Regions from separate parts of the Homo sapiens genome. Here region 2 is linked to region 1. The links are chromatin contacts, found by Hi-C in ENCODE. All regions are on one chromosome and are shown on one strand. The core of a region is the stretch at or near the end of the contact, and the rest is flanking DNA. Distances in the headings are between cores, read along the strand shown. Region 1 overlaps HPS5 (HPS5 biogenesis of lysosomal organelles complex 2 subunit 2). Region 2 holds the start of MRGPRX4 (MAS related GPR family member X4).

Region 1 (6,361 bases), core at 2,260-4,759:
AGAACATAGGTGTAAGAGTGCTTTGAAATGTATACAGAGCTGTACAGGAAGTAGTGGTTTTATTACTTATACTCCTTATTTGGGAAATAAAATATATTTCTTCATTTTATATTTTCTATGGTACCTAATACAGTGCTAAGGAGCTGGAGGAACATAATAAATGTTTGCTGAGTGAAAAATGTAATCAATTCATTATCATTTGTATACTCATTAATCTTACTTTCTATTATTTTTCAAACAATACGTCACAGGCACAAAGTTGAGTATTTTCACATATGCTACCTTAGTTAATCCTTAACACTAAATTTACATGAAGCAAAGTCATATCTATCACTTTGGCTAGTCACTAGGAGTCTCAGCTTTAAAAAAAAAAACAAAGAAACAAAAAAAACCAAAAAACTGTTTGTTGGGAGGGAAAACAGGTTGAAACAAAAAGATTTTTTAACATAAGTATATATTTTATTATATTACACATGTCCCCAAAAGCTGAATTCTAGCTAACAGAAAGCACGTCTAAACATGTTATTTTTACAGGAGGTTCTATGATACTGTCATCCAACTTTAGTTATGAAATAGGTACACAGGTGTTGATTACACAATTCTCCCTTCTTTTGTGTAGGCTCAAAACTCTCCATGATAAATTTTTAAAAGGAGATGGTCCTGAGAAATATGATAGCTGCCAGGCCCAGTGAAAAAAAGAAATGGCCAGTGAAAATTTCCTTGCAGTGAGAATGGCTGAGAACTTTGGCATAGTGATGCATAATATTCATTTCCAGCTGTCTGCTATTCTGCTCTGGTATTTCACAGCTACCTCTAATGCACTCCTTTGCCATTCATTGTACCTCTGGCTCTATCTACCCTTGAGATTTTGATGAAATACTTATCTTCATAAAGCTCTTAATTATTTTTCATCCAATTTTACCCTTTAGTAAAATTCTATTAAAATAAAACAAATCTTGAAAACAACAAAACTCAAAGAAGACTTCCTGCTTTCCCATCTAAAAACAGGCCTTTAGCCTTCTCTCATGGCACTTAGAATATGTCTCACCAGCAACGGGCTCACGGAATACTTGTCTTAGTCACCCACTGGACTGTCTTAGACTCCTCTACCTCCTCTCTGCTCTCTAACATCAGCTTGCATACAACTGATTCCTTAACATCTGTATAGCCAGGGGCAGTGGTTCATGCCTATAATCCAAGCCCTTTGGGAGGCTGAGGCAGGAAGATTGCTTGAGCCCAGGAGTTCAAGACCAGCCTGGGTAACATGACAAAACCCAGTCTCTAAACAAAATACAAAAAATTAGCAGGGCATGGTGGCATGTGCCTATAGACCTAGCTACTTGAGAGGCTGAGGTAGGAGGATCGCTTGAGCCAGGGAGGTCAAGGCTGCAGTGAGCCATGATCACACCACTGCACTCCAGCCTGAGTGACAGAGTGAGACCCCATCTCAAAAAAAGAAAAAAAAGAAAAAGAAAAAAAATCTGTATAACTGATTGATGGGGCTTGGGGTAGATAACTTCTAAGTTCCTCCCAGTTCTAAAATTCTGCATTTCTGATGACTAATGGTTGGTCAATATACCTCTCAGTGTCACACAAGAAGGATCGAGTAAGTGAAGATATAAGTAGCCTTCCATCCAAATAATCTAACTGTACAACACAGGAGTCAACAGTTGTGATTGTCTGAACAGGAAACATCACAAAAGCAGCAGCTGCCTAAAAGGAATGTGAGAAAGAAATAAAGTTTATTTAATCATAACATACACATGCAATCTCTTCCTCTTTACCTTGTAAATGAAAATAACTTGAATAGCAAAATAAAATTTTCAAATAAGCCAAAACTTAATTTGCTTGTAAGGATATCAAAGTTTTAGTCACTTAAAAGTTGTATTAAATAATCTGGTACGTAACTGCAGAAGAGATTTCTCAAGGATCTGTTTGTGATTATCTAATCTTAGAGGTTAGAACGAAAAAGATGAAGCAAGGTTTAGAACATGTTAGTCAGGCATGGTAGCACACATCCATAATCCCAGCTACTTGGGAGGCTGAGGCAGAAGAACTGCTTGAGCCTAGGAGCTTGAGGCTGCAGTGAGCTAAGATCATGCTACTATATGCCAGCCTGGGCAACAGAAGAAGAACCTGTCTCTAGATAAATAAAGTTTTGGAGTATGTGAAAGAATTTTTCACCTGTAGATAGCACTTCTCCCTTTTAGAAAAAGACAAAATAAGTTTACTAGGGTTTCTATATTTTAGGTCCAAAATATATTAAGAATCAATTGATAACGTTGATAGGTCATGACGGCAAACCAGAAAAATATTCTGATGTGTTCATTAAAATAAAATAATTTAGCCAATAGCCAGGCGCAGTGGCTCATGTCTGTAATCCCAGCACTTTGCGAGGGCAAGGTGATTGGATCACTTGAGCCCAGGAGTCCGAGACCAGCCTGGGCAACATGGCGAAACCCTGTCTCTACAAAAGTTTTTAAAAATTAGCCAGGCGTGGTGATGCATGCCAGTAGTCCCAGCTACTCAGGAGGTTTGAGGTGAGAGGATTGCTTCAGCCTGGGCAATCAAGACTGCAGTGAGCCATGATCTCACCACTGTACTTCTGCCTGAGTGACAGAGCAAGAACCTGTCTCAAAATAAAATAAAATAAATTTAGCCAATAGTAGTTAGAGCCTTTCTTTTCTGCCAGGATCCTAAATAGAAATAAGCCAATGCAAGACAAATCCCTCTACTTCTGATGTAATGGTCGTGGAGGAGCAGGACAATGAGAAGCTGGTCTATTCTGTCTTAATGACAGACTGGAGCATTCTGTTAGGGTAACCTGAGTCTCAACCCTTCTACTTAGCCATAACTGCAGCAAGAAGCCTGAGGACCTGCAGAGCAGAGCAAAGCCAGAAGGTGTCTTCAAGATTCCATTCAAAATAAGTTATATCCATCCTGATAAAAAATATTCCTAGACCTATGAGTTTCTTCTACACAAGAAGCAGAGAAGACCAGAAGCCTGGGCAATTGGTGTCATTTCTATGTTTGTCACTTTATTCACACCAATAATAAATAGATATCTTTTCTTTCTTAATAGCCTTATACTAAAGAATGCTTTAAATGAGCCATGCAGGTGAATCAGGAAGGACTGCAATAGATAATGTGCAAAGTACTGAAGTTAGTTCACAAAAGCCATTCTGTAACGGTATTGAGCTAACAGGCCACCGTGTGTACTATATAAAAACAGGTCTCCTCAAAATCTCCAGGTTTGGACTCCGGATTAGTCTCCCAAGAAATACAGTAGATAAAATCACATCCTTTAATTGGAAGTTTTATAAGACAACACCTTGTATCTCACTACATACACAAAGAATGGGACTGCTTCTCACCTTTGCTTGTTTAGAAGTATTGAGTTTGATAGCAGAAACCTTCCCAGCATGATCACCTACAAAAACTCTAAGAATAGCTGTATCCCAGCAGAGAGCTGTGACTCTTCGGCCTTTGTGTTCTGAAGACACATACATTTGTTCCGGTTTCCCACGACGCTCTTGATTTAATTCCCAAACAACCACAAGACCTTGACTGCAAGAATTGAGTCACAGAGGCAAACGTGGCAACAGTGAACAAGGTACAATTTTGTTGCATCACAGTATCAACTATATCAAATACATATGCAACTCTTGTTCTTCAGAAAAGAGGAAGTATTATAAAAAGTCAAGGTATTAATTTCCTTGTTTTAGTCACCAAACCAGTTTAATAGGAGAAGTTAAATGATCTAAATTATCTCTGTTCCCTTTATCTTTTAAGGCCTTTGAAATGTTGTAACCTTAAATTAGCATTTTCTACAAATACTAGGATGACCAGCTGTCCATTCTGGTTTGCTGGGTACTGAGAGATTTCCTGAGACACAGGAGTTTCACTGTTAAAACCGGGACAATCCTAGGCAAACCAGGATGGTTGGTCACCCTAACAAACACATGTGTCAATTTAAAATGCATTTGAAAAAGGACAGATAGTTTTGGAACAGATTCTTACCTGGTAGCTACAGCAACATAATCATCATCATGTAAACAACAGGCGACTTGAGAAATTGCACCTTCCTAGAGCACAAAAGAAAATACATTTTTTAAATCTCAAGTTTTACATTATTATTATTATTATTTTTTTTTTTTTTTTTGAGACTGAGTCTCGCTCTGTTGCCCAGGCTGGGGAGCAATGGTGCGATCTCGGCTCACTGCAACCTCCACTTCCTGGGTTCAAGCGATTCTCCTGCCTCCGCCTCCCAAGTAGCTGGGATTACAGGCACTCACCACCACGCCCAGCTAATTTTTGTGTTTTTAGTGGAGACGGGGTTTCACCATGTTGGCCAGGCTGGTCTCCAACTCCTGACCTCAGGTAATCCATCCGCCTTGGCCTCCCAAAATGCTGGGATTACAGGCGTGAGACACCGCACCAAGCCAAGTTCTACATTCTTTTATTCCAAATGATTATTTATATTGGAGAAATTTGCATTTATGAAAGAGACTCCAAATGGTGTATGACAGAGCTGCCCTTAATCTTACCCTGTGTGAAAGAAAAAGCCTGTGCTTCCAGCCTTCTTTCTGAATGAGATGGAGTCCTCCTCCTGAACTGCCCAAAGCCAACCATTTCCGAGACACAGCTATGCTCGTGCACTAAAAACATGTGAAGAGAAGTGTGAGATAATCACAGCTACTTAACCAAATAGACTATCCACTGAAAATAAATACTGAGGATTTATGCATCAGGCTCCTTCCCTCACTTTACCCTCTGCCCATATGGACACAATATGACACTTATTCTCTAGTTCTAGAATAGTAAAAAATACTGAAGAAAGAACATTTTGTTTTTAAACTTCTAAATGAATCTCACAAAGGCTGAATAGGCTCCATTGTATGAGTAATTTTCCCTTGGCAAACGCTGGCTGTTAAGACTTCATATTTTGTGTAATTTGGCTAGGTCATTCCAATGCTGACTACAACAATGGAAGACCAAGGAAGTTACCAGAAGATAAAGCAACCAGGTTAAATATTCGTTCATTTAAATCATTTCTAATCTGTACAAACACCACAAAACATCCACAAGTCTTAGGGTAGGTGAGACTCCATCAGAGAATGCAGTGGTCATGCCGTGCCCAATACCCCGTGGTAAAAGTTATTAGTTGATTGACTAAGAGACATTCCCAATCTTCTTCAATTTTGTTGCTTTTCACCATAGAAGTTGGAAAACCTAAATATTCACCTTCCCAGTTCCCTAGTTGCCAAGGGTTGTCATGTAACTCAATTCTAGCTAATAAGACCAAGGCTGCTGAGGCCTTGATGAAAGATGAAAGGCAGAGCCTGTAGAAAGCCTTTGCCCTTTGCCCCCACTTTCTTGAGATGTTAATGAGAACAGTAAGACTGGAGACAGGACACATATTGCAAAAGCAGCTAAAAGCTAACATATGTGCAATGGTAGAACAGGAAAAATGGGAGCCAGTTATATCATTGGGCCACTACACTAAACCCAGAACACTAACCTCCTATGAGATTATAAACATCTTTACCACGTAAGCTCCTATTAATATGTTACACCATACTGTAATTTGCAGCTGAAAAAATGTCTAACTGATATCAAGCCTCAAAATTGTTACTCATATTACTGTCTATCACTTCCTATTTTCCCTTTCCTCAGATGCTAGTATCTCCTTTAGGGCAGTAGCAAAAGTATAAAAATGAAATTACTTTGGTACTGGTTATGAAACTTTGTTTTTTACCACATCATTCCTGAGTTTAATCAAAATAACTCAGAGATTGAAGGAAGTACATAGTTCTTTGAATTCCAAGGACAATCAAAACACATACTTATTGAGGGAAAAAAAAAAATAGCTCAGGGCAGTCTGAGCTATGTGAAGTATGCAGGCCCAGACAGAAATGAATATGAGATATCAGTCATGCACCCACTCTCTGCACCCACGCCTGGGGGCAATTGTTTAAAGTAATTTTGTCACTGACTAGCTGTCTCACCTGTTACCTTCATGTCACTGAAATCTGTGATACAAAGAACAATGTATAGCCAATCAATAGTTTTTGTTATTTTAATATGAGTTTTTGCTAAACAACTCAGAATCTGCCTCTTCTTTTCCTTTAAAAATCCACTTGGGCTGGACAAGGTGGCTCATGCCTATAATCCCAACATTTTGGGAGGTCAGGATGTCGAGACCAGCCTGGGCAACAGAATAAGACTCCAGCCCTAATTTAAACATTTTTATTTTTAAGAAATCCAGGCCAGGCGCAGTGGCTCACGCCTGTAATCCCAACACTTTGGGAGGCCAAGGTGGGCGGATCACGAGGTTAGGAGATCGAGACCATCCTGGCCA
Region 2 (6,361 bases), core at 1,693-4,192, 140 kb before region 1:
TCCCAAGTCACTCTCCTGCTGTCTTCCAGTCTCCTGCCAGTATGTCCCAGTGTCTCAATTTCATTAGAAACCAGAAATAAAAAGAATCCTACTAATGTGGTACATGGAAGCCACTCACTTGGGATGTCAAACAGGATAGAGAAGAACGGAAAGCAAATCCTCATGCCAAATGAGACTATTCCTCTTACCTTCTTATATCCTCCTACTTCCTGAGGCTTGCTCTGCCTGAAGGTGATTGATTCCTGTCTCATTTCAGCTCCATGAGACTACTTTAATGTTTGGCATGTCTTTCTCTACTGTCACTTTTATGCAGAAATGTTTGCATTTGTCAAAAATGCATAGAAAATAAAATGTAATTTAAAAAGAGAACATATTTATTTGTTTAGAATCTAAGTTTGGCTGCTCTAAAAAAGACATGAAGTAGAAATATCTTAAACAAAAAAGTATAATTGTGTCTCTGGGTCACTAGATTCTGAATCTGCAAATTCAACAAACCACAGGTGGAAACTATTCCAAAAATAAGGGTATGGTGGAGTTGTGTATGTACTGAACAGGTACAAACTTGTTTTTCCTCGTCATTATTTCTGAAAAACTACAATATAACAAGAATTTACATAGCATTTGCATTTCGTCAGTTATTCTAAATAACTAAAAATGATTTAACATATCTGGGAGAAAGTGCATAGGTATATACAAATACCACATAGAAGGAAATAGAGCATCTGCAGATTTTGGTGTGTGCTAAAGTTCTGGAAAAAATCCCCTGTGAATACCCAGAAATGACTATCTTTGAAATCTGAAGTAGAAGCTCCAAGGCGTCACACATCAGAATTCCAAAAATTGGGGCTCCCAGTCCCTAGAGAGTTGCCCTCATCTTTGTGATCTTGCATGGTTTCCAGCTACATCAGCATTCCAGCCTTATGGAAAAGGACGAGGGGAAGGAGAGGCTTTACTCCTTCTATTGATCCTGTGAGCAAGGAATTGCTTACATCACTTTGTGATTCTTCCACTTAACAGCACCTGGTCATACAATGTCATCCAGCATCAAGGAAAACTGGGATGTGGGTCTTTGTGCTGCTTTTATACTCTCAGAATTGTTATGTGACCGAAGAGGAAAATGAATATTGGGGCAATCTAGCAGTCTCTTCAGCCCTGATTGTCTCTGACTCTGTGCTCACATCAAGATTTTTCAGGAACTCCTCAGAAATAATGAATGATGGGGCAGAGAACAGAACTGGAGCCTCATGCAGGGTTCCAGGGACCAGGGGCTGGTATTAGACTTGCTCTTCGTGTTGTGAACTCAGGAAAACCCTTTAATTCTCTATGCCTTGGCTTCATCTTATGTTATATGAGGATAATACCATAGATGGTCTTTAAGGAACACAGGCTAAATGTTGGTGATACTACAGGGAAAATGACAGGTATGACTTAGTCCTTATGGAGCTTTGGTTTTCATGAGGAAGACAAACATATCATACCATAAATATAGATAGAGAAACTCTTTAGTGCCCTGAGTGTGGATAACAGAGGCTCTCCTTTTCCTCCCATTTCCTTTCTGGGCCAATCAGGGCTGTGGCACCTTGCCCCTCTAAGAGAGCTCATGATGGATGCATTCACTCCTGATGCTTCTCTGTACTCCCAGCAAAGGGTGCATCTTCTGTCCACCAGGAGGCCTCCTGCCCCTGTGCATCCTCAGGATTCCAGAGCAAATGTGACCTCTGATAGGCAAAAAGGAACTCCTGAATTTATTCCTAAATGGCATTCACTCACCTCTATTTTGTTCCCTCTTTGATTTGCCTCTCCTTCTCTATGTGGAGTTTGCTTAGGTCAGTTTTTTTTTCAATCCACAATTTTGGCTGCCAACTTGGATTTAACTTGAGAATCACTCCTCTGCTTTACTCCCTGTAACATATATAATCGACACAGGGTGGTGCTGGGTATAAAGGGCTGCTCCAAGACTGGATTGTGAGTCAGACCTGCCGGACTCAAATTCATACTATGTAATACATAACCCCTGGGACAAATAATTCCCTTTCGTTGTGCTCCAATTGCATTATCTGCCATATGGGAATAATACCAATTCTTACCTCCTAGGCTCTTCGGGTGATTAAAAGAGACAATACCTTACAAACTCTCAATCAGCTGCTGTTATTCTCCCAGATTAGACCTAATCCTCATTCTCCAGTTGAAATCTGCATGAATCTCTCTCTTTACACTCCAAGCCCTACACATCGCCTATTTCCCCTCATGGACGCCTCTCATACAAATGTTTGCATCAACAAAGAAATGCTACCAAAGATCTCCTGAAAGAGAGAACCAAAAAGTTTACATTGTGTATACCCAGCAGAACACTTAGTAGTCCCCCATAGATATTTCCACACTTCAATTACCTCCGTCAGTTACACTCAGACCTCATCTTCACTTACTCTTTCCTCTGTTCTATTGCTGAGTAATTCAGCTCAGACCCACACCCTACCCAAACACTGTGTACAAAAATGCTTCTAGGTGTTCAGCAAAGCCACACTGAGTCTTCATTTCAAAGGCACATCAGTGGTCAATTTCAAGTTTTGGGCACACATCAAGAATTCTTCTCAACACAGATACAGCTTTCCACAAATAGAATTCTGATGAATTAAATTTTCTTCATCCAGTTATACGTGTGTGTTCTAATACCTTACATTGTGCTTTCATCTTTATTTTCCATTTCATCCAAATCTACCAGTACCATTAGTCTCATGCATGCATTCATTCATTGAATGAATGTATATGAAAAGCACAGTGTGCTGCTCATGGAAATAGGCACTGGGAGTATAAAATGTAAAATGTAGTCCTGTCTGCAATGACTGACACACTGAGTTATTTCTCACCCACCAGGCCCAGCCATTTTCACACTTATCCTAGCAAAGGTCACATTTTCCTCTAGTTCATAATGCATGGTCTTCCTTCCTGTCCATGGATGACCAGTCCTAGTCACGAGTGTGTCACAACCACCTCTTTGTGTATCTGAATTCCTCCACCTGAAAGAAAATTTCAGACCCAGGATAGATTAATCATCGGGTCCAAAGCCCTGGCCGGATGAGTGGGGGTGTTTTGATCCTAATGTTATTCCCATGTCAGCACAGAACTTGTGTGGCAGTAGAGAGATGTCAGGCTTCAGAGTCAACAAGAACTGGATTTCAAACTGGATTTGAGGACCCCCACCTTTGGTAAGTGACTTATTATCTGCGAGCCTCTGTTTCTCTCTTCTTTAAATGAGGACAGTAAATCCCATACGGCAGGGTGGTGGGGAGAATCAGAGATGATACAGCTGGTGATCACATCTGGTTTGTGTTCCCAGGGGCACCAGACTAGGGTTTCTGAGCATGGATCCAACCGTCCCAGTCTTCGGTACAAAACTGACACCAATCAACGGACGTGAGGAGACTCCTTGCTACAATCAGACCCTGAGCTTCACGGTGCTGACGTGCATCATTTCCCTTGTCGGACTGACAGGAAACGCGGTTGTGCTCTGGCTCCTGGGCTACCGCATGCGCAGGAACGCTGTCTCCATCTACATCCTCAACCTGGCCGCAGCAGACTTCCTCTTCCTCAGCTTCCAGATTATACGTTTGCCATTACGCCTCATCAATATCAGCCATCTCATCCGCAAAATCCTCGTTTCTGTGATGACCTTTCCCTACTTTACAGGCCTGAGTATGCTGAGCGCCATCAGCACCGAGCGCTGCCTGTCTGTTCTGTGGCCCATCTGGTACCGCTGCCGCCGCCCCACACACCTGTCAGCGGTCGTGTGTGTCCTGCTCTGGGGCCTGTCCCTGCTGTTTAGTATGCTGGAGTGGAGGTTCTGTGACTTCCTGTTTAGTGGTGCTGATTCTAGTTGGTGTGAAACGTCAGATTTCATCCCAGTCGCGTGGCTGATTTTTTTATGTGTGGTTCTCTGTGTTTCCAGCCTGGTCCTGCTGGTCAGGATCCTCTGTGGATCCCGGAAGATGCCGCTGACCAGGCTGTACGTGACCATCCTGCTCACAGTGCTGGTCTTCCTCCTCTGCGGCCTGCCCTTCGGCATTCTGGGGGCCCTAATTTACAGGATGCACCTGAATTTGGAAGTCTTATATTGTCATGTTTATCTGGTTTGCATGTCCCTGTCCTCTCTAAACAGTAGTGCCAACCCCATCATTTACTTCTTCGTGGGCTCCTTTAGGCAGCGTCAAAATAGGCAGAACCTGAAGCTGGTTCTCCAGAGGGCTCTGCAGGACAAGCCTGAGGTGGATAAAGGTGAAGGGCAGCTTCCTGAGGAAAGCCTGGAGCTGTCGGGAAGCAGATTGGGGCCATGAGGGAGAGCCTCTGCCCTGTCAGTCAGACGGGACTTTGAGAGCAACACTGTCCTGCCACCCTTGACAATTACATGCGTTTTTCTTAGCGTTTCGCCTCAGAAATGTCTCAGTGGTAACTCAAGGTCTTCAAATAAATGTTTATCTAACCTGACAGTTGCAGTTTTCACCCATGGAAAGCATTAGTCTGACAGTACAATGTTTGGATTCTCCTTGATATTACCAATACATTTTCCCTGTTATCTTGCACTGAATCTTTCCTACTGAACACTTTTTCTGCACTTTTCATTGTAATAAAAGGAGTTCCTGTCCACAACCCTAAAACTCTTCTTTATACTTGTTTCCTACCTGATAGTATCAAAAAGGAAGATTCCTTATTAATCTGTCAGACTATGTTCCCCTGAAAATCATGTTCCCTTCTATGACTGGAGGCATTACTGCAGTTGGAAGCTCAATTCTTAATAAGTGAGTTCTGCTACCTCTAAATTCCATTGAATTCTCAGATATAAAGCAAAATAATGTCCTTAGAGAGAGATTCTCCCTTCATAAAAACAGTCTTAGAAATTGGTTTTATGAATAGCCCTCTCCTGTCATTTGTCCACACATGGTCACACGTTGGCTTTGGTTTCTAGTAAAGACAATCGTGGCCCCTTCCCCTTGAGAACTGGTAAGTGCTTATTTAGCTCTTCCTGGACTAACGGACCAGTGAGGAGCCTATAAATACACCCCACCAGTTCCATTTTGGCCATTGGAAATTAAAATTGGTTTCAAACTGGAAATTATCTTGAAAACCATTTATTATTCATTTACAGAGTCTTTAAGTTGTAGGAGAATTCTTCATACTTTCAGGTTTTGTACAAATTGTTCTGGCTGTAACTTTCAGTTAATTTTATGGCTGTTAACATAAGAAGCAAAACTGAAAACATCTGACTTTTCCATGCTAATGTCAATTATAGTATCCGGATAATAACTTACAGTTGGTACAAAATTCTGATACATGCTGTGACTTAGATGAACACGGAAACATTGTGCTAAGGAAAATATGCCAGATACCAAAGAACAATATTGTATGGTCAAATTCTACGAGGTATCCAAACTAGGAAATTCGTGAACACAGAAAATAAATTAGAAGGATCCTGGTGCTGGATGATGGAGAGAATGTGTAGCCATTATTTAATGAGCACAGACTTTCTGTGTGGAATAATGCAAAGTTCTTAAAAGGGACAGTGGTAACGGTTACGACTTATTGTGAATGCACTTAATGACATTGAATTGTACAAATAAAATGGTGAAAGTTGTAAAATGTATGTTATGTGCATTTTACCACAATTAAAAACATTTAATTATAAAAACAGGATCAGTACAAAATTCAGGACTATTCTCCACCAGTGGTTATCCCTTCAACAGATAGCTCAAGCAGACAGAAGAGACCACCAAGAGAAGATGTGACATCACAGCAGGGTCTGTGCTGATCATAGACAGTGAGGCTGCCCCTCAGATTAACCCTCACTGAGGGGAGCTGACACATGCATTTTGAGTATACAGGAGACAGTACAAAGTAGCTATGAAAGCAATAAAGAGGTCTATAACAATAAACAGGTGTATAGTTTTCAATTTGTCCAACCAAATTTATTCGTGGCTCGTATCACATTGTTCACAATGTTGAACTCAGGTCCCCTGAGTGCAGATCCATTGCTCTTCCAGGCTCAGCACTCGCTGATGCTGAATCCTATCTGTCCACCCTCGATTTCCAAATGCCATAGTAGGACATAGCTGTAGGTAAGGGTTTCCTACAGGTTGGAGGAAGCAGGAAGGCAGTGTTTGCAGCCAATGCTCCACAAAAGGAGCTTTGATGTGATGTCTTTAGTTCAGACTGAGGGTTATTGAGAGAGCCCATTCTGGGAGTCTGTGATATCAATTGAACAGTTCTGGTCAAAGATGTTGTTTATCATGAGGAATTCTGTAGAGAATTTTCACCTGGCAATTGAATCAAATAATGTTGGTTCTCACCTGGGACACTGCTTATTTTGACG

The links. Hi-C counts contacts between places; a loop is a spot of excess contacts on that map. Pooled maps may share reads with other maps.
Region 2: a loop to region 1 is called in a pooled map, with 2.5 times the contacts of the local background. The contact joins the promoter of MRGPRX4 here to the enhancer-like site in region 1. A Hi-C loop is called at or near these places in 1 of 168 maps with a recorded cell type or tissue (HepG2), 1 of 37 single-sample maps with no recorded cell type and 1 of 50 pooled maps.

Annotation. Positions count from the first base shown.
Region 1 is chr11:18,307,367-18,313,727 of GRCh38, forward strand. It overlaps HPS5 (HPS5 biogenesis of lysosomal organelles complex 2 subunit 2), which reads right to left. Exons shown (of 23, transcript NM_181507.2): 3 at 4,548-4,658; 4 at 4,021-4,085; 5 at 3,375-3,567; 6 at 1,580-1,713. Among named protein-coding and RNA genes, the nearest start is that of HPS5, 12 kb to the right of the region's middle. RefSeq lists an enhancer at 3,461-3,540. Within about 2 kb of position 3,510, at least 6 of the 41 ENCODE cell types and tissues checked have a DNase peak (open chromatin) inside an H3K27ac peak, as active enhancers do.
Region 2 is chr11:18,169,895-18,176,255 of GRCh38, forward strand. It overlaps MRGPRX4 (MAS related GPR family member X4), which reads left to right and starts at 2,943. Exons shown (of 1, transcript NM_054032.3): 1 at 2,943-4,386. The coding sequence starts at 3,363. The coding sequence ends at 4,331.